2 separate regions of the Homo sapiens genome follow, and region 1 is linked to region 2. Evidence: chromatin loops called from intact Hi-C (ENCODE). Cell type or tissue: Caco-2. All regions are shown on one strand. Each heading gives the region's core, and the rest is flanking DNA. Links, peaks and the distances in the headings are about the cores only. Region 1 overlaps DIP2C (disco interacting protein 2 homolog C). Region 2 overlaps DIP2C (disco interacting protein 2 homolog C).

Region 1 (10,965 bases), core at 2,729-10,728, 59 kb after region 2:
AAACCAGTAACAGTTGTTTGTCATCATGGTTAAAGTATTAAGTTGTGTACATAATTGTATATGCTCATCAAAAACCTAATCCACCGTGCCCAAGTAGGCTTCATCTCTAAGATGCTAGGTATCATATGCAAATAAAAAAATGTGATTCATCGTGTAAACAGAACTGAAGACATGATTGTATGTGCTGTGCTTTTATATGACTGGCAGCACAGGTTTGTTTAGACCAGTTACCACCACCAACACAAGTAACGTGGTGTGCTTCAGCATCTCTAGGCAGTAGAAATTTTTCAGCTTCGTTACAGGCTCATGAGACCACCATTGTACACGGACCCATCCTTGACCAAAGCATCGCTATCCTGGGACCTCAGGGATGCTGATTTTTAAATTTTTTTTTAGAGATGGCGTCTTGCCATGTTGCCCAGGCTGGTTTTGAACTCCTGGGCTCAAGCTATCCTCCCACCTCAGCCTCCCAAAGTGTTGGAATTATAGGCATGAACCACCACACCTAGCCTACAAAAACATTTTTTTTTTAGTTAGCCGGGTGTAGTGGTGTGCGCCTGTGGTCCCAACTACTTGGGAGGCTGAGGTGGAGGATCACTTGAGCCTGGGTGGTTGAGGTTGCAGTAAGCTGAGATCACGCCACTGCACTCAAGCCTGGGTGACAGAGCGAGACCCTGTCTCAAGAATAAAGATTGCAACAGGTTGTAACACTTTGAGTAAAATAGGAAATTTTCCAACTATTCAGATACACAGATGAACAAATGGAAAGCTTGATGAGAAGTGAGGATTTCTATAGTAGCCATCCACGAAATAGTTAAAGGAAAGAGAGTCTTCATGGTGGAAAAGCCTGAACCAGCTGGTCCAGGCAAACCTCAGTGATGGTGAAGCCTGTAGCACACAGCGGGTGGGATGAAGAGAGCCGCATCCGCGATACTCCTGCCGAAGATGCCTGTCCTGGATCTCCCCATGTGGAAGCACCAGCCCCCAAGTTAGGGGACTGATTGGACAATGCACCTGCCTAGAATCTTCCCAAAGCCTGGTGTCGTGAGAGTCACGGAAACATCCAGAAACTCGCTCTGGGCAGCGGGAAGCTGAGAGCCGACCACTTTCTTGCAGTGTGCCTGTGCAAACTGGGTAATTGGGGATGGCTAGAGAAACTTGAACAGGGTCTGAGCTGGGACAGGAGGAATGCGTTGGTTTTCTGATTTTGATGGCTTAGGTGTTTATGGAGGAAAATAGACTTGTTTGTTGGAAATCCCCCCTGAAGTGTCTGGGATTACGCATCAGGTCAGTGATTCACCATTAGATAATCCAAGGAGAGAGAATTATTTTAAACGTACTTGTACATTTTCTATAACTTTGTGATTGTTTGAAAGTTAAGTAACACAAATAATTTGTGTCCTCATCCTAAAGCTTTCTTCTGTCATAGAGGATTGTTTATCTGAGACATATGAGTATAATGGTATTGTTTCAAAATATTTTTTAAGATTACACCTGTTTTTAAAAATTGTGTCAGATAGCCTGTATTCATGTATTGGAAGATTCAATATTATTAAAATGGTAGTTCTCCCCACATTGCTTTATAGGTTCAATGTAATTCCTACCAAAATCTTGGCAGGCTATTTTTTGGGGGTTTTTTGGGGCAGAAATTGATAATATCCTGAAGTAAATATAAAGGACCCACAATAGTGAAAGCAGTTTTAAAATAGGTTAACAAAATTGGAGAATTCAGAACTTCTCATTCCTGATTTCAAAAATATTGCAAAGCTGCAATAACCAGAACAATGTACTGGCATTGAGATAGAGTGATTATATATATGAGAAACAGAATTGAGAGTCCAGAAATAAACCCTTATATTTATGGTCAAATAATTTTTTAATAGAGTTACCCGAGCAATTCAATGAAGAAAAGTTTTTCCAACAACAGATGCTGGGAAATTCGGACATTCACATGAAAAGGAAAAAAGATTAAACCTTGACTCAACGTCATATACCTAAGTTAGTTCAAGTGGATCATAGATCTTAATGTAAGAGCAAAAATTATAAAAATTTTAGAAAACACAGGAGTAAATTTTCATAATCTTGGTTAGGCACAGAGTTCATCAAAGGTATACTACATAAATACTGATAAACTGGACTGGAACAAAATTTAAAACTTTTGTATATCAAAAGACAGAATTAAGTAGAAAGACAAGCCACAGTCTGGGAAAAAATATTTGCAAATTATAAATCTCATGAAGCACTTCTAAGCACCTATGTAATAAATTTTTTCTTTTTTTTTTTTTTTTTTTTTGAGACAGTCTTGCTCTGTCACCCGGGCTGGAGTGCAGTAGCTTGATCTCAGCTTACTGCCACCTCTGCCTCCAAGGTTCAAGTGATTCTCCTGCCTCAGCCTCCCAAGTAGCTGGAAGTACAGGCATGCACCACCACACCTGGCTATTTTTTTTGTATTTTTAGTAGAGACAGTGTTTTGCCATGTTGGCCAGGCTGGTCTTGAACTCCTTACCTCAAGTAATCTGCCCGCTTCAGCCTCCCAAAGTGCTGGGATTACAGGCGTGAGCCACTGCACCCAGCCTATGTAATAAACACTCAAAACTCAGAAACAAGCAACATAAACACGGGCAAGAGATCTGAATAGATATCTCACCAGAAGAAGACATACAAATGGCCAATAAGGACGTGAAAAGATACCTAGCGTTAATTAGGGAAATGCAAATTAAAACCACAGTGAGATACCACTTCACACCCACTAGAATGCTGTCACCGAAAACACAGGAAATAAAGTTGGAGAGCTCGTGTTTTCTGACTTCAAAACTTACACTGCAAAGCAACAGTAACCAAGAAGGTGGAAAAACGAATTCTCATACATTGATAGTGGGAATGTAAAATGGGGAAGCCACTGTTTGGCATGATCTTAATTAAGCAGACTTGCTGCATTGACTCAGCAGCTGCACTCCTAGGAGAAAGGAAAGCGAACATCCACTCAGAGACTTGGTGTAAGTTCCCTGGAACCTCGGTCAACACAAGGAAACAATCCAGGTATCCGCTAGCAGGTGACTGAACAGGTGACGCCTGCCACGTCCACATGGTGGGTGCTTCTGCACAGGATGAGCTCAGAAGCACCTGCTGAGGGAGGGAAGTGTGGCTGTGTGGTAGGCAGTGTCCAGAAAAGGCAAATTTGTAAACAAAGTAGAATGATGACTGGGGCTAGGGCTGGAAATGGGACTGACTGCAGATGGACACGGGATCCCTTTCAGGTGATGGGAATGTTCTAGAGTAGTGACCATTTTACAACTCTTCAATTTTATTAAAAGCCATTCTGTGCTTAAAATGAGTGAAACTTAGGGTATGCAAAGTATACCTAAATAAAGCCGACGGGTGTTTTAAAAAGAATAGGCCGGGTGCGGTGGCTCATGCAGGTAATCCCAGCACTTTGGGAGGCTGAGGTGGGTGGATCACTTGAGGTCAGGAGTTTGAGACCAGCCTGGCCAACATGATGAAACCTCGTCTCTGCTAAAAATACAAAAATTAGCCTGGCGTGGTGGCACACGCCTGTCATCCCAGCTACTCAGGAGCATGAGGCAGGAGAATCACTTGAACCCAGGAGGCAGAGGTTGCATTGAGCCAAGAATGCACCACTGCACTCCAACCTGGGCGACGGAGTGAGACTCTGTCTCAACAATAAAAAATAATAAAGTGCTTCATTGCAGTAACTCAAGTGTGTAGGGAGACCCTGGGCTGGATGGCATGCCTGCTGGCAGACAGGGTATGACCCAGGACCCCCAGGTGAGATGAACCTGTCTTGTTGAATTCCCAAGTTAGGAGAGTTTTCAGTTGTTGGTATATTTTGTCAGGTTAGTAATCTGAAATCATCAAATTGCTAATGTGCGAATGTGTATTACTTACCAAAATGTCTATTTTTATTCTTTTTGAAGTTAAGATCTGAAGAACAGCTCAGGTTCCCAACATTCTCAGAGAATAATGTCTTGAGAATAAGCAACCTGCTCTTAAGTAGGTTTGTCTTGTCCATAGCAGAATTTATTGCCAGTGCCAAAAATCAATTTTGGCTAATACAGCAATTAATCAAAATTTGCTGTATTGAGTGAGGTAAGGGCAATTAGGAAATCATGAGTTGGGTTTTCTATTTGTTTCTGCTGTCAAGATTTGTGTTTTCTTAATGTTGATTTCTTATTTATGGTGATGAGGAGGGAGGTGAAACTATATTTAGTTTTCACAAGTATATTTGAAATTCTCTGGCCAGGAATTCACACTGGGTTCCCAAGCCCGTTGTGTGCTGACAATTCTGACAGAGCAAATCATTAATGCTGATGTGTATTTTTGAGGAAGCCACTTCCAGGGACACTTAGAAATGGTTAAAATGACTTTGGGTGTCCGAGGCAGGAGGATTGCTTGAACCTAGGCGTTCAAGACCAGCTTGGGCAACATAGTGAGACCCCATCTCCACAAAAAAAGTTTTAAGTTAGCCAGTCATGGTGGTATGTGCCTCTAGTCTCTAGTCCCAGTCATGGTGGTACGTGCCTCTAGTCCCAGATACTTGGGAAGTGGGAGGATCACTTGAGCCCATGAGGTCAGGGCTACAGTGAGCTGTGATCACACCACTGCACTCTAGCCTGGGTGACAAAGTAAGACTCTGTCTCAGAAAAAAAGAAAAGAAGTGGTTAATATGGTAAATGTTATGTTACATATGTTTTACCACAGTAAAATTTTTAAAACTAAGATGAAATGGCCAGTTTACAGCAGAGTAAAAATTCGAGGCCTGATATTCACCCCTTATGTGCCTAACCCTGTTCTCAAAGTATTAAACCCTTGGAAAGGTCACTATTTGCTAGAAAGTCGTCCCTCGGTGTCCACGGAGGAGATAGGTTCCGGGACCACTGCAGAAAGCAAAGAGCGAGGATGCTCAAGTCCCTGATATAAAATGGCATCATACGAGCACATCACCTATGCACTTCCTCTCTCATGTTTTAAATAATTTCTGGATTACTTGTAATACCTAACACAATGTAAATGCTGTGTGAATAGTTGTACTATGTTGTTTAGTCACTAATGATAAGAAAATCTACAAGTTAGGTATAGATGCAGATTTTTTCATGAATATCTTTGATTCATGGTTGAAGCCAGGGGTGAGGAACCCACAGACACAGAGGGCTATGTGTCCTTTTGAAAAGAATAAATCAAGCTTTGGAATAAGAATGAGGAAAGAAATGGAAAATTGCCCAAAAACGCCTTTGTCACATTTGCCGAAGAGTAGTTTTTCATACTAAGGGTCCCGTTTGAAATAAATTTTGTTAGCCAACCTAACTTCCTTACATTTCTTTAGTTGGATTCTCTTATAAACAATTATGAAAATTTTTAGATGAGATTGGCTACATTAAAGAACTGGCTTTAGTATTATAGCATAGTAGTTAACAAGGCCTAACTCGTTAATCATAGTGCTGTTTCACTGATAAAATTTTGCGTAGGCCTCTTATGGCAGCTCATGCCTATAATCCTAGCACTTTGGGAGGCTAAGATAGGAGGAGTACTTGAAGCCAGGAGTTTGAGACCAGCCTGGGCAACAATACGAAACCGTATCTACAAAAAAAAAAAAAAAAAAAATTAGCCAGGCATAGTGTTGTGCATCTGTAGTCCCAGCTACTCAGGGACTGAGGTGGGAGGATGGCCTCAGCTTGAAAGGCAGAGGTTATAATGAACCCAGATCACACCACTGCACTCCAGTCTGGGTGACAGAGTGAGACCCTGTCTCAAAAAAAAAAAAAAAAAATTGTGTAGGTTGGGCATGGTGGCTCATGCCTGTAATCCCAACACTTTGGGAGGCCAGGCACATCTTACATGGCCACAGCAGGAACAAGAGAGGATTGCTTGAGCCCCGAAGTTCAAGATGAGCCTAGGCAACATAGACCCTACCACTGAAAAAAAAAAAAAACAAGCATGGTGGTGCACACCTGTGGTCCTACTGACTCAGGAGAGGCAGGAGAATTGCTGGAGCCCAGGAGTTTGAGGTGACAGGTAGCTATGATTACACCACCCTACTCTAGCCTGGGCAACAGAACGTTCCCGTTAATTAAATTGTAAATCTTAGAACGTGATTTATCTAGGATATTTTATTTTAATGTATGGTATCTATTGTGAATTCATAGTAGTAAACAAAATTAAAACCATTAAAAATGTAGTTTTGACAAGTTGTTAAATCCACACTTACCCCATCAATTGATAAAATATGTAATCTATCACTTTTTCATTTCTCTAAATCTGTTCTCTAGTATGAAGGTAAAATTAAAGAATCGTTATTTTTCTCTATTTCTTCTGTTTGGTAATTCGTTGGGATCCTTTTTAGTAAAAATCTGATCTTAAAAAGATTGAGTGACTAACTTTAATTACCATAATTGTCTTTTTTTCACCCTGGCTGTCAGTTTTCTAAACCAGGTATAGGCCTGCTCTTTATTAAATTGCTGTTTGGTAAATATTTTAGGTTCTGTGGTCTCTGACCACTCAGCTCAAAGCCACTGGAGACAATATTTAAACAAATGAGTGGTGGTGGCCCTGTTCCAATAAAACTTTATTTACAAAAACAGGAAGTGTCTGTGGTTTGCCAGCTCCTGTTCTGAAGCTGGACTTTTTTTTTTTAAACCGAAATTTGATCCCTGTGTTTTCTACTAAGAAAGAGGATCCAGTTTGCTGATGTCGCAGGTCTGAGAGACATCACAGCATCACAGCGTTTAGTAGTCTTAAATGTGTGTTCAAAGTGGTAGGAACTGCCCCATGATTCTGTAGTACGTATTTGCTTTTCAGAAGGCTTTCGTGAACATGGTTGCAGTTTGCAGCGTTGGCTTTACTGTGCCCTTCTACAGATGGCAGCACGGGCTGTTCCAAGTCCTCCTTTTCCTTGGAGTCAGTGCTGCCCTGAGCCCTCCAGCCTTGCTGAGCTCCAGCCTTGCTGAGCTCCCGCCCTGACAGCCTCTTCTTTCTCTGCAGTGTGTATTCTGGGCACCAGTCCATCCTGATCCCGCCCTCTGAGCTGGAAACCAACCCCGCCTTGTGGCTTCTTGCCGTGAGTCAGTACAAAGTCCGAGACACGTTTTGCTCCTACTCCGTGATGGAGCTGTGCACCAAGGGGCTGGGCTCGCAAACAGAGTCCCTCAAGGTAAGCAGCTCCCTTGGCAGCTCAGTGCCCTGTGAGCCCACAGGGACTCCTTTCTAAGAAGGCACATCTGTGATGGGGTGAAGTTAAAACAGTCCTCCAAAACAAAGCCTGGGTTTAATCTAACGTCACCTGAAGCTTACAAACTGCCTTTATATGAAAATCTTTTTAACGTGAATATTTCCCCACGACCACAGACAGTAACGAACCAGAATGTAAAATATTTTCAATGCCTGTCATTCCACTGGGTCTACTTGAAAGATCCTAAATTTGATTTTTTGTTGGGTGGATTCAGTGTTCTGAAGTGTTCAGTGTTCAGAAGATCTTAGGTGATGTTAACTTTATTTGATACTGGTGTTTAAGAAGGTAGGTTTGAATTTAGCCGCTCACTTTTATTTTCCCTGGAGACCCTGATTTCTGGGTCTGGACCCTAAGCTCAATTCATTTTACAGTTCAGTTAACAGTGTTGTGTTTCATTTTTTAATAATTGCTATTATGTAAGAATAATAGTATTTCCCTCCATTTAAACCAAGGACATTTTGATACGTATATCTTCATGGTAAATTAAGTAGTCCTTAGCTCCAAGTAACTAGGAGGGAATAATCATCTGACCAGTTTTGATAAAATTTCAACTGACTTTGTACTCTTTGGATGTGTGTATGTCTTTGTATATACATGGATTGTGTTTGTGTTTCTGTCATCTACACAGAGATCAATAACGGAACAGTACATTTATCTGTCCTGCATTGTTTTCCTAATGCATAAAGCTTGGACAGGAAAGCAAAATGCAAGATAACTTTATGTAACATAAGTAATTGTGCAATCATTTTAAGTTTTTATATAGGAAAAAGTTAGCACTATTCATGTTCATCTATATTGTATTAGAAAGTGAGTACATTTTCATGACCTTCCTGTTGGCACATATATAAATAACCAGAATAAAATCATGACATAGTTGAGGGTCAGTATGCAATTTACGTATTCATTTCATCCTTACAATAGCTCTCTGAAATAGGAGCCCTTATTGTCTCCATTTTAAAGCTGAGGAAACTTATGTCATAGAGAAATTAAGCAACCTTTCCAGGTTCTTAGGCTGAACGAACCTGGAGCCAAATTTAGAATCTTTGGCTTCAGACCTGCTGTTGCAGCTGCATGCTGCTTTACCTCTCAGACGTGCGCGCGTGTGAATATGTAATTTGTGTCACCCAGACTTGAGTTTTTCCTGTTTAACTCTGTGTGTACAGTCGTGTCTGTACACTGAGCACGAATGTCAAAGCCAGCTCGAGCTGTGCGTCCTCCTTGCTCAGGACCCTTGTCGGTTGTCCGTGTGCCGAGGCTGCCTTGAAAGGGTTCGCAGGGCCTGACGGTTGGGGTTTTGGTGGCCGCCCCCTTAGCAGCTCTGGGTTCCACTCCAAGACGCAGACATTCACGGCTCGCCTTCACATTCACAAGCCATTCCTGTCGCTCCCTTACTTTCCCTCTGCTCGGCCCAGGTAGTGCCACAGAGTGAGCTGAGCTTAACTCCTTGAATTCCTGTATGACTTTTTCTGTTGTGCTCGGCTGACTGAATTTGGTGTGGAAACTGAGATGTTGTTAATCTTTTGCTTACTGTGGAAACAGACACGCTTGAGAATGAGAAGAAATTCTTGGCGTAATGGGACATAAATGGAGCACTGTCTATGAAGTCATCCAAAAATTTTAGTTTTATATTCCTATATATTAAAATGTAGGTTTTCAGGCTGGGTGTGGTGGTACATGTCTGCAGTCCCAGCTACTTGGGAGACCACAAGGTGGGAGGGTCACTTGAGCCGAGGAGTTCAACTCCAGCCTGGGCAGCATAGCAAGATCCCATCTCTTTTACATGTAGATTTTTCCCGTTCCTCTCCAGTGTGTGTTCTGGTACATCCATGCCCAGAAGAATGTATCAGATGGCTCTCTTTTCCCGAACGGCCTTTCATCGTCTCAGCCAGGAAGTTGCTTTTCCTCAACCTTTTTCCTCATAACAGTTCTTGCTGTGGCTCCAGGTGGTTGTTTGAGACGTGTTTGTAATTCCATTCTTAATCATTTGAATAGTTGTGTGAATGTTTTTTCACCAACTCCTGGTTTGTTATATTGAAGAAGTGGACACAGGTGGCCCTGGAAATGCATAGCTGTGTTGAGTTTTCCAATGTTTACGTGGGGATCTGTGGGAAGGAGTCTCTGGCTCACTCCAAGCTCGACACGTGGGGGCTGACTCGGTTTCTCTGTCATCATCTCCAGGCGCGAGGGCTGGACTTGTCCCGAGTGAGGACCTGCGTGGTTGTGGCGGAAGAGAGGCCTCGGATCGCACTCACACAGTCGTTCTCAAAGCTGTTTAAGGACCTGGGCCTTCACCCGCGGGCCGTCAGCACCTCGTTCGGTTGCAGGGTGAACCTGGCGATTTGCTTGCAGGTGAGATTCGGCGACATCACAGTGCTGAGTGGGAAGTGTGGCTCCCGGGGTGGGTACAGCACAGACTGGCTCCACTCGTCTCCCTCGGCTGATGCTTAGCTACATCCAGAAGAGATCTTTCAGTCACACGCATGCGGTTGGTGCAGATCTCTGTTTCTTTAAACTACAGTCTACGTTCGTATCCATTATTCATAACAAGCATTCATAGGACTTACTCTGTCCTGGAACATTTTAACTTTTGTGACAGGGGTAGCAGTTTGTCCAGACCTCTGCTGTTCGACTTTTTAAAGATTAGATACTAGACAGATGAAGAAACCAGTCCCTCGAAGTACTTAGTCCCACGCGTGTAGACGATCGCTGTAGGAAGAACTTAATGACATTGAGCAGGTTCTGGGATTTGCTGCTGCAATGGCATTTTAGAAACCGCAAAGCCGCACTTCTGGGAAACAGGCGTAAGTGAAGCAGCTCTAGCAAGACAGCCTTGCATTAACAGTGGCTGACAAGCTGCAGGCAGAGCTGCGGATTTCCTTCCTGGAAGAATAAGGGCTTCCCTCTCAGCAGGTGCTGGTGAGGCAAACGGTTGGTGTGCATCCCTCCACCTCCCTCTCCCCACCCCCTATCCTACTTGTGATCCCAGAGTGATTGCTTAAGGTTGCTGCTGGGTGAGCCTCCGAAGGCTCCCTCTGCCCTTTTCACGCCTGTCTAGGTGCTTGGAGTTAGCCACTAGGTCAGAGGAGGGAACCTCCTCTCTTCCCGAGATCACTTCAGAAAAAGTAGCTGCAAAAAGCTTTTCTTGATTTTTCTTTTACTTTTTTGAGACAGGGTATCACTCTGTCACCCAGGCTGGAGTGCAGTGGCGTCATGGCTCACTGCAGCCTCAACCCCCTGCCCCCCGCTCCCAGGCTCAAGCAACCCTCCCACCTCAGCCTCCCACGTGGCTGGGACTACAGGTGCACACCACCACGCCTGGCTAATTTTTAAATTTTTTGTGGAGACGGGGTTTCACCATGTCGCCCAGGCTGGTCTTGAACTCCTCAGCTTAACAATCTGTCTGCCCTGGCCTCCCAAAGTGCTGGGATTACAGACGTGAGCCACTGCACCCGGCCTTTTTTTTAATTTTCATAAACGTGGTGTTCCTTGCTTCTGTCTTGCTTCTCTTTTAATTATTATAATAGCTCCATCTTTAAGAAATTATAAATTACCAAATTTCTCTCAAGAGTCAGTTAAACCTTGTCCTATGATTAAAATAATACCCTTTTCTAAGAGGTCATCTGAAGAATTAGATTTATCTCACCAAACTAGTTCTTAAAATATTGAAGTTTTCTCTGCCTATTCACCTTTTTCTGTTCCTCATAAATGTTTATCGCCATCTA
Region 2 (10,965 bases), core at 1,962-9,961:
TCCCCCCAACTCCTCCCTCCCCCCCAGCCCTCGTGGTCACCATTCTATTCACTGCTAAATGCCACGTGTAAATGAGCTCATGTAGCCTTGGTCTTTCTGTGCCTGGCTTATTTCCGGCAGCCTAATGTCCTGGTTCAGCATACGGCAGGCTTCCCTCCTCACTGACGGCTGAATAGTGCCCACTGTGTGGCACAGTGTCCTTCCTGTTCAGCATACGGTCACCTTCCCTCCTGTCTGAAGGCTGAATAGCGCCCACTGTGTGAGGTAATGTCCTTCGGTTCAGCACAGAGCAGGCTTCCCTCCTCCCTGAAGGCTGAATAGCGCCCACTGTGTGGCCTAGCGTCCTTCCTGTTCAGCATGTGGCAGGCTTCCCTCCTCCCTGAAGGCTGAATAGCGCCCACTGTGTGGCCTAGCGTCCTTCCGGTTCAGCATGTGGCAGGCTTCCCTCCTCCCTGAAGGCTGAATAGCGCCCACTGTGTGGCATAATGTCCTTCCTGTTCAGCATACGGTCACCTTCCCTCCTGTCTGAAGGCTGAATAGCGCCCACTATGTGACGTAATGTCCTTTGGTTCAGCACAGAGCAGGCTTCCCTCCTCCCTGAAGGCTGAATAGCGCCCACTGTGTGGCATAATGTCCTTCCGGTTCAGCACACGGCAGACTTCCCTCCTCGCTGAAGGCTGAATAGCACCCACTGTGTGATGTAATGTCCTCCTGGTTCAGCACACGGCAGGGTTCCCTCCTCGCTGAAGGCTGAATAGCACCCACTGTGTGCCATAATGTCCTTCCAGTTCAGCACAGAGCAGGCTTCCCTCCTCCCTGAAGGCTGAATAGCGCCCACTGTGTGACGTAATGTCCTTCCGGTTCAGCACAGGCCCGGCTTCCCTCCTCGCTGAAGGCTGAATAGCGCCCAGTGTGCCGGCTCTGCCTGCTCTGCATCCATTCGTGGGTCTTTGGGCACTGTGGTTGATTTGTCTTCTTGACCCTTGTGGATAACACTCCAGTGAATGTAGGGATGCCGATAATCTGGATTCCTGATCAATTTCAGTTCCTTTGGCCCAATACCCAGTAGCAAGATTGCTGGATCATATGGTAGTTCTATATTTAGGTTTTTGAGAAATCTCCATACCATTTTCCATAATGGCTGTGCTAATTTGCATTCCCACCAATAGCGTGCAAGGGTTTTCTTTTCTCTGCATCCTCATCAACGGGTATTTTTCCTCTTTTTGATAAACACGTTGTAACCAGTGCAAGAAATGTGAGGTGATGTCTCCTTGTGGGTTGTTTTTTTTTTTTTTCCTTTTCCTTTTTCTTTTTCTTTTTTTTTCTTTTTTTTTTTTTTTTTTGAGACGGAGTCTCGCTCTGTCACCCAGGCTGGAGTGCAGTGACGCAATCTCTGCTCACTGCAACCTCCGCTTCCCGGGTTCAAGCTATTCTCCTGCCTCAGCCTCCTGAGTAGCTGGGATTACAGGCGCGTACCATGGCACCTGGCTAATCTTTATATTTTTAGTAGAGATTGGGGTTTAGCCATGCTGGCCAGGCTGGTCTTGAACTCCTGACCTCCACTGATCTGCCTGCCGTGGCCACCCAAAGTGCTGGGATTACAGGCCTGAGCCATCGCGCCTGGCTTCCCTGTGGTTTTAATTTGCGTTTCCCTGATGATTAGTGATGTGGAGCACCTTTTCATGGACCTGTTGGCCATTTGGGTGCCATCCTTTCAGAAGTGTGCCTTTAGAAAGTAGCAGCTTATTGGTCTTAGAGAACTTTTCTTATTTTTAACTGAAAGAATCTGTTGGCTATGGTGCAAGTCAAAGTGAGGTCAGATGAGCATATTCGTGTAGTTAAGTATGTGAATCCTAATATTGCTTCCATCTGCCAGTCCTACAGCCGCTAGAAGTGTCTTCGAATAAAGACCCTGATGAGAACCTAGTTTTCTGAATGCATCCTGGGAGGATTCTTTTTATTCACTTTCCTGAGATGTAGCACCTGTTTCCCGGAGTTGGCCTCAGATCCAGCCAGACTGAGGCCGACGCCACCTTTCCAAGGACAGAGGACTGAGGCCTGTGAGTCAGGAAAGCCACTAGTCCAGGTGCAGCCGGGTCCCGTCCTTGGGTCACCGGCAGAGGTCGTGAGGCCCACTGAGGACCCGCAGCCCTTTGCTTCAGGTGCTGTGTGCAGGGTCCATCTGTCTGGTCCCTTTCTTTGTTGAGTGTGTGTGCGCGCCTGTGTGTGGGCACGTGTGTGTGAGTGTTGAGTGTCTGTGTATTGTGTGGGGACGTGTGTGTGCGTGGGCGTGTGTGTGTGTGTGCGCTGAGTGTGCGCATCCGCGTGTGTGCATGGGCGCGTGTGAGAGTGTTAAGTGTGTGTGTGTGTATGTGAGTGTGTGCGCGTGTGTACCTGGGCGCGTGTGTACCTGGGCACGTATGTGTGTTGAAGACTCCACTGGGCTGCCTCCCACATGGGTGTGTAGGGTGAGACATGGTTAAGTGCTGTTCTGAGCACACTGGCCAGGGCTGGGCAGAGCTGTGCTGAGGGCTGGCGTCTGACGGGGCCGCGGGGGGCACTCTACACGTGCGGAGGAGCAGCAGGCCCAGCCTCACCTTGGCTGAATAGCAGCCGCATCCTCCCAGGCCTGCTGCTCCTGTGGTTTTCAGTCTCTTCCTTATTTTTTGGGATCTTCTTATGTGTATGATTTTATCATTTGGGGGATTAAATCACGGGCGGACACTACCAGGGCAGGGTTTAGCGAAAGGTTGGCTCCTGGCCTGAGGTCAGCATTCCACCCACAGCCATGAGCGACTGGCCTCAGCCGTTCCTCCGTCTTGTGACAGTCACGCGTGTTCTCCTGCCTCGGCCCGGCACTTCCTGGCTCAGCAGAGCCGCCTTCCTGCTGCAGAAGCTGATGTCGCCCCACCTCTGCCCCTCACCTGTGTCCCTTCAAGAGTCGGGACGTTTGCTAATGTGATGTTCAGATTCACATTAAAGTGACTGATTAGGGCTTTACTTGAGCAAGCAGCATCTGTGTGAAAAGCACCACAAGATGTCCCCGAAGTGGGTTCCATCTGTCCGCAGAGCTCCCGGCGGCCAGATCTTGGGGAGCTGCCCTGCATGTGCTGGTTGGCTCATTTGGCTGTTGCTCCATGAAAATTCCACAGAGAGGCGTTTTCACTGTAGATTTAAATCTACAATAAGAAAAGTACTAAACACTTAAGAGACTACAGCTTTGAAATTTTAAATCTGCCTAATTTACCCAGGTGAAAACACCACTCTTCAGCTCATGTTTTCCTGTTATCAGGGAACAGGTGGGAAGATCCACAGCCAGGCCTCTGATTACTGACAGCAACCAGGCCTTGTAGGGTCCATAATTGAGGGGTTCATGCTGAGCCATCTGGGGAGCGAAGACGGTGACTTGCTCACTACAATGTGGCATTTTTAGGTCCTGGAACCCTGGCTGTTTTGGAGCTTTCAGTTTATTTTATGAATCAAATAATGGAAAACCCACACAGCTGGCACAGCTGGTGGGCGTAGAGAGAGTGATGCGAGTGCCTTGGCTGCTCGCCCACCTGCCTTTGGGCAGCTGGACAGGAGTGACGACTGGCGTAGGTCTGTTCAGGTCTGACCTTCCCAAACCGGAGCTGGCAGCCTGGAGCCACCTGTATCTGGTGTCTCCAGTGGGGCTGCACAGCAGTGGCCTGTTTCAGCAAGCTTCAGTTAGTTCGTTGAGACTGGGCTGCTCAGGGTGAGGAGAAAGTGACCCAGGTCTTCCTTCCTCTGGCCGAGGTGCCCTGCCTGGCACCCATGACAGGTGTGCCTTTCGTGCCTTTGGTCTTTGAGTGTTTTAAAGATCAGGCACTTGGTGTTAGCATGTTAGTAGAAGTGTTTTTTCAGGCCCTGTCTATTCTCTACAGTAATTGCATTGTATAATCATAGTCTTATGGAATTGGAGAGAGCTATAACAGCAGGCTCTTAACGCGACCCGCTGAACGCCAGCCTGCACTGAGCACTTTCCACACCCTCTTCTAATTTATCCCTCAACAAACCTGGGAGACAGCTGTTCTTTCTATACCTGTTTTACACGTGAGGACACTGAGGCCATGCAGTCTCACCTGTTCAGGGTCCCACAGATACCAAGCAGCAGGGCTGGGGGTTGGATCCTGGTTCTGCAGACTCGAGGGTCTGTGTGAACGCTGGAGGGAGGGCCGAAGGCTGGGCGGAGTGGGGCAGGTCGTGGATTCTCAACTCCTCTCTGTTGCCCTCTCAGGACGCAGGGAGCCAGCAGATAGGTTTCTTGCTTGGAAGCTGTGGAGTTACTGTAGCCTTGACTAGTGACGCCTGCCATAAAGGACTTCCAAAAAGCCCAACGGGAGAGATCCCACAGTTTAAAGGTAAGCCACCGAGCCTCCGAGAGCTCGCATGCCCACGTCCTTTGTCAGAAGACGGGTGCGGGAATACGTCACCCCGCCTCGGTTTCAATCCTCTGTGGAATGAAACGTCAGTCACAGACCCACGAGTTTTCACGCGTTCTCGTCCCTGATGACACAGCCGAGTTGCCAGCCCGTGGGGTGACGTGAGGTAACGCATGGTGGCGGCTTGGGTGCTCTTCTGTTGATGTCTTAGATCTCGTGAAGTCCGGAGACACCAGAGATTCGATCTAGTTGACGTGTTTGAAAGGGTACCACATAAATGGGGAGAAATTCTACAGACCGACTTTCAGAGTAACATTTAAAAGGAACTTGTTGTTTATTTCCAAGGTTGGCCAAAGCTGCTGTGGTTTGTCACAGAGTCTAAACATCTCTCCAAACCGCCCCGAGACTGGTTCCCACACATTAAAGATGCCAATAACGACACTGCGTATATTGAGGTGAGTCAGCCTTGGCCTCCTCCACTGGCCCTGAGTGTGGCCTTGGCACTAACGTGTGTTTCTGACGGTTACACGAGTGCCAAAATTCAGGGACTTGGAGAACCTCAAGTAACCAGAAAAACTGCCGTGACCTGTCAGCCCCACTTCCCTCACGCTTTGTCTCGTTTCAGTACAAGACGTGTAAGGATGGCAGTGTGCTGGGTGTGACGGTGACGAGGACTGCGCTGCTGACACACTGCCAGGCCCTGACGCAGGCGTGTGGCTACACGGAAGGTGGGGTGCCAGACCCTGACTCCTTGGGACCCTGGTTCTAACCGGGACACCTGACACGAAGGCCACATCACTCCCACGAGGAGCCATAGAAATAGCGTGAAGTTTGTGCCCAGCTCCGCTGACATGAACTTATTGTTGAGTTAGGATATCAGCTCAGCCTACCATAGCAAATACTACAGACTGGGCGGCTTCAACAGCAGACATTTATGTCCGCACAGCGCGGAGGTCTGAGGTCAGCGTGTCCTTGGGCAGTTCCCAGTGGGGGTCTCTTCCAGGTTTCTCGTAGGAGGTGTGAGAAGATGTGCAGTTAGGAACCCATCCCTACCACCCCACTGAATGCAAAGGACCTCCTGAAAGGTGCGCTCTCCACACAGCCACGCCGGGGCCTGGGCTTCAGCATGTGGATCTGGGGAGACGCTGTTAACGCCGTGGAGCTTCATCCCTGGGTGCACATGAGCATATCTTTAGTTGTAAAGAAAACGCCTGTGTGTCCACCCACCCTCCCAATTGAGTCAGAGTCTCTGCATTGGTGCTCGTGATGTGTTTTCCTTCCCCCGGGTGGGCTGGTATGGGAGGCAAAGAGGGGAAGTGAGTGGAGGGAACTTGAGTGGAGGGAACTGTGGCAACCACACTGAAATGGCACAGAGAGGGGAGGGTGCGACCCCGGGGACCCCAGAGACTCCCCCCATTGGTGGCCTGAGTCCTGCTGATATCCCCTGAAACCTCCTGAGATGTTCTGAGACGTTGTGATGTACCCTGAGGCCCTTTGAGACCCCTTGAGAACCCCCATGCCCCTGAGATCCCTTGGGATGCCCTGAGGCCCTTTGAGACCCCAGAGAACCCCCATGCCCCTGAGATCCCTTGGGATGCCCCAAGGCCCCTTGAGACCTCAGAGAACCCCCAGAGAACCCCCATGCCCCTGAGATCCCTTGGGATGGCCCGAGGCCCCTTGAGACCCCAGAGAACCCCCAGAGAATCCCCGTGGCCCTGAGATCCCTTGGGATGCCCCGAGGCCCCTTGAGACTCCAGAGAACCCCCCCATGTCCCTGAGATCCCTTAGGATGCCCCAAGGCCCCTTGAGACCCCCTCCGGAGACCCCCTGAGGCTCCCTGACATCCCCTTGACCAGGCTCCTGACAGGGCACCGCTGCGGCGTGCACCCCTGCCTGGCGTCTCTTTCTGGAACTTCACGAAGCCGTGGTGGCATCTGCCGCTCCGCTGTGGAATGAAACACTTTTCTTTTTCTACTATTTTTATTATCTGCCCATCCTCATAATCTCCCTTTTAAAAACAGCGTGTGTGTCTCGTGGGTATTCTGATGTTTGGCCATGGAGTTTTCACACCTGGGGACGCACTGCCCCCTGCGCCTCCAAGGTCCAGGGTGGTCACGCTTGTGGAGGTTGGGGAGGGAATGATACGTTCGCTCTTTACTTCACTACTTTCAAAAGGAACTTAGGTTGTTTACTTTTGGCCATTTATTGTGAAAGCCTCCTGTCTATTATCCTCCACACTTTAGCCTTTGGAAGGGGAGGTGAGACTGAGTCACCTGCAGGCAGCTGCTGACCTTGGCTGGCCAGGTGACTTCGGGAGAAAGCTAGGTCTGTTCAGGGCCAGCATGCTCTGTGATGGTAAACCTCATCAAGCACGAGCTTTTAGCACCTTTTTAGAGCCCTCCCCCATAGTCATTGAATAGATTGTCCTCCCCGTCTTCCAAATTGCAGTGCCTCCTTTTTTTATTGCAGCTCCAACCTTGGAGACTTGCAGTAGAGCTGTGTAGGCCCCTGTGTTGCCAAAAATCCACTTCCTCCTCTGTGCGCAGAGGGCATGCCAGCTGCAAAGCTTCCTTTCCTGGGAGACTCATGAGGAAGTGAAAAGAAATCTTTTAAAGAAAAAGGCAGAGAGGGGGAAATATATAAAAGGAGAAGGAACGCTGCGTTTTAAGGTGCAGTGTGGAGAGCTAACGCTGCTCACTCATGTGTCAGGATATCTGTCGAGAAACTCCAGGGTGGCCGGCACTCAAACCGGCCTACTTGGAGTCTACAGAATTTCCACCAAGATACGGCAAAATGATATTTTCCCAAGATCTGTTATTTCCCCTGATGCAATATTGGATTTTGTTTGCATTTTGATCTGTTGCCGCCCTGTCCTAAGTAAAAATCTCCTGACTCCCTCTGTTGTGCAGCTGAAACCATTGTGAATGTGCTGGATTTCAAGAAGGACGTCGGGCTCTGGCATGGCATCCTGACAGTAAGTGAGGTCCCCCCGGCCGTGTCTGTCCACAAAGGAGTCCCCCACCCTGCCCTGCCTGTCCACACAGGAGTCCCCCTCCCCATACTGTCTGTCCACACAGGAGTCCCCTCCCCACACTGTCTGTCCACACAGGAGTCTCCCTCCCACCCTGCCTGTCCACACAGGAGTCGCCCCCCACCCCGCCCTGCCTGTCCACACAGGAGTCCCCTCCCCTCACTGTCTGTCCACACAGGAGTCGCCCCCCCGCCGCCCGCACTGCCTGTCCACACAGGAGTCCCCTCCCCTCACTGTCTGTCCACACAGGAGTGTGCTGGGTGTAGGAATACAAATGCCTAGATTTGCCTACGTTTCACTTGTGCAAGCTGCTTCCTGCCACACTGTGAAGCAGAAAATCGTCACTGTTAGAAGACCGAGGTTGTCCACTAACGTGGTTCACAACTGCACCACAAAGCCAGTTGTGTCAGCAGCCACTGGTGTGAGGGTCTTGGACACGTGGATTGAGGTTACAGCTGCCGAAAACAGCCTTCCAGGGCTCACGTGGAGATCATTATCTTTCTTCCCGCACTTTTGGCATTCAGTATCTTAGAATAACGTCAAAGGTTGGTTCGTGTGTGGGCTACTGTCCCGTACATCTGGTTAGCTGGATGTTTCTGTTTGTTGAGTCGGTGGGGCCTGCTATTGTGTTACTCTGCGGGGGAAAGTAGTTTCCAGATTTGCCCTTGAGGATGGCAGTCTGTGTGTGTTGTAGGGAAACGACTGTCTCACAGTCACGAGTGCCCTGGATGACGTGCCGGGCTTGGGCACTTTTCGTGGGGAAGTAGCCTTGTTATTTGTTTAAGGTGGGCCTGGCCCTTAAAAGCTACGTGGAGCATGACTGCTTAGACGCTCCCCCCATCTGTTTCATATGTGGTAATTTTCACTCATTTTTCTTTTGAATAATTTCTTACGCTGAAGCTTCTTACCTTTTGGAGGTAGAAAATTCTAGGAGTTGTCACATGAGTGATGGGCATATGAATACAGGAATTCCTGTATTCGCCGTTTCTTGGCGAACCAGAATTCATGTGAAGAGGAGCCGGCAAGCATTTCCTAGACCAAATATCTGTGGCTGCAGAGCAGCCCGGCTGGCTTCTTTCCGTGTTACACACAGGTCGTCTCTCAAGTCTGGATGCTGTTGGGGGATAAGATGGAGCAGCGTGTTCCCAGCACCACTGTGTGCTGGTGCAGTGGGGAGCCCCTGCTTTGGGATTGAAGGACCTGGGATAAGATGGAGCAGCTTGTTCCCAGCACCGTTATGTGCTGGTGCAGTGGGAGCCCCTGCTTTGGGATTGGAGGACCTGGGCTTGTGTCTCAGCCTTTCCTTTCTTAGCTTTGTGACTCAGGCATGTCAGACGTGCGTCCAAGTCCCTTCTCAAATCCAAACCTCAGTTTTTCTGTCTGTGAATGGAACGACGATCCTATTTGACGTGGCCGGTGTGAGAATTCTGTGGCCTAAAGTTGAAGCACTCACTCCACCTACACGTTTGACGCATGTGATTCAATGATCAGGTCCCAAAGAACAGACAGCTACATCACTGGTGCCGTTAGTCACTCTCGTCATTAGAACACCCAACTTTCCGGCTGTGACGTTGTCCACACAGCCCTGCTTTCGAGGCCTCGTCGCGGGGCCGCCTCTCTGAGGAGCTCCCGCTGGTGGTGCCAGCCTGCCTGCTCCGTGCTCCGGGGTACAGCTGGCAGCCCTGGCAGGTGCGAGTCTCTCCACTGTCACATCTAAAGCGAGGTCTCTGAGCAGGCAGCAGCATCTTTTGAGACACCCTTACCTCCCCCAGCAGAGTGGCGGGGAGTCGGCAGAGCTCTGGGGAGTGAAGGCACATGCTTTTTTGCTTTCATCTGGAGCTTCCCAAATCGAGCCAGTGGCAGAGGGGTCTCTGCCCTCTCGTCTGCCCCCACCCCGTAGCCTACAAGACTGCAAGAATCCTAGCCCGCCACACAGCCTGCCAGGTGGTGCCTGGTCTGACTGCTGCGGTGTGAGGCAGGTGTGTTGCTGCCGCCCCTGTAGGTGTGAGTCCCAGCCTCTGTGTGCAGCAGCGTGCAGGTACTAGCCAGTGTTTCCCAGTTTATTTTTGTCAGAAGTAGTAATCTGCCGCAGCAAGGCCCGGCCAGAGCCAGAATCCGAGCTTCCCCTAGCCCTGCGATTCAGAGCAGTGTGCGGTTCTCAAGATGGGTTCTGTGAAATAAAAGTTAGCATAACACACCGGGAAGAATTAGGCTTTGAGGATACGAAAGGCTGTTGAAAATGACGATCTGTTTCACCAAAGGTTTCGTCTTAAAAAGATTTGGACTTAAATTACTTAATTCTGTCAGGAGTAGTTTAGGGAAAGCAGTGGAGTTCGAGGGAGACCTTGGGAAGTCGCTTTTCATGGACATGTTTTAAAGGATTACACCCAGACCCTACCGTGTCACATTCATGCAGACCAGCCATCCCTGCCATTCCCACACTGAGGAGCCTCCAGGGTCCTGTGCGACCGCTCCTCCTCCAGGCCTGTGCAGCCCGGTGTCCGTGGTGCTCCCTGAGAGCTGCTGATCCTCGGGTCCCGTGCAGCCTGGCGTCCACGGTGCTCCATGAGAGCTGCTTCTCCTCCCAGCCCGTGCAGCCTGGTGTCCGTGGCGCTCCCTGAGAGCTGCTTCTCCTCAGGGCCCGTGCAGCCTGGTGTCCGTGGCACTCTCTGAGACCTGCTGCTCTTCCGGGCCCTTGCAGCCTGGTGTCTGTGGTGCTCCTTGAGAACTGCTGCTCCTCCTGGCCCGTGCAGCCTGGTGTCCGCGGCGCTCCCTGAGAGCTGCTTCTCCTCCTCCTTCCCTGGGGGCCTGTGCAGTCTGGTGTCCATGGCACTCACTGAGAGCTGCTCCTCCACTATGCCCCTCTGTATTTGCCATCCCTGCCAGCCCCACCCTGAGGAGCCTCCAGGGGCCTGTGTGCATGGTGTCTGCAGCGCTCCCTGAGAGCTCCCCCCTGCCCGTGCGGCCTAGTGTCCATGCCACTGGGTGAGAGCTGCTCCTCTGCGTGCCCCTCCATGCTCACCCTGCGTGTTCCTTTGTTGATTGCAGAGCGTCATGAACATGATGCATGTGATCAGCATCCCGTACTCGCTGATGAAGGTGAACCCTCTCTCCTGGATCCAGAAGGTCTGCCAGTACAAAGGTGGGTCTCGCCGGGCGCAGTGGCTCACACCTGTAATCCCAGCGCTTTAGGAGGCCAAAGCAGGTGGATCACCTGAGGTCAGGAGTTCCAGACCACCCGGGCCAATATGGAGAAACCCCGTTTCTACTAATAATACAAAAATTAGCCAGGCCTGATGGCGCATGCCTATAATCCCAGCTACTCGGGAGGTTGAGGCAGGAGAAATCTTGAACCCAGGAGAAGGAGGTTGCGGTGAGCCAAGATCACAAAAAAAAAAAAAAAAAAAAAAAAAAAAGGTTTGTGGGGGCTGGGTGACCAGTGATTCTTCACCCTTCCCCACTACTCACAATGATCTCTCTTTTGCAATAGGGGACGATCTGACGGTGGCACATGTTAACTTATTTCTATTT

What was found. A loop is a pair of places that touch in the nucleus more often than their neighbours do. Peaks named below come from ENCODE experiments on the same cell type or tissue, not always from the same donor. Only the 100,000 strongest peaks of a DNase experiment are listed, where the experiment ranks them.
Region 1: it touches region 2 in a loop (2.3-fold over the local background); 7 of 110 quality-filtered maps call a loop at or near these places.

Annotation. Positions count from the first base shown.
Region 1 is chr10:325,633-336,597 of GRCh38, reverse strand. It overlaps DIP2C (disco interacting protein 2 homolog C), which reads left to right. Exons shown (of 37, transcript NM_014974.3): 30 at 6,997-7,165; 31 at 9,422-9,592. It overlaps LOC124902362 (a long non-coding RNA gene), which reads left to right. Exons shown (of 2, transcript XR_007062030.1): 2 at 746-1,573. Among named protein-coding and RNA genes, the nearest start is that of ZMYND11, 200 kb to the right of the region's middle. In Caco-2, for the core only: no CTCF peak of the experiment used is centred there; a DNase peak (open chromatin) is centred at 7,057; H3K4me3 peaks cover 369 bases.
Region 2 is chr10:384,157-395,121 of GRCh38, reverse strand. DIP2C (disco interacting protein 2 homolog C) reads left to right here. Exons shown (of 37, transcript NM_014974.3): 11 at 4,259-4,382; 12 at 4,749-4,858; 13 at 5,029-5,131; 14 at 7,313-7,377; 15 at 10,483-10,576. Among named protein-coding and RNA genes, the nearest start is that of DIP2C-AS2, 240 kb to the left of the region's middle. In Caco-2, for the core only: no CTCF peak of the experiment used is centred there; a DNase peak (open chromatin) is centred at 6,702.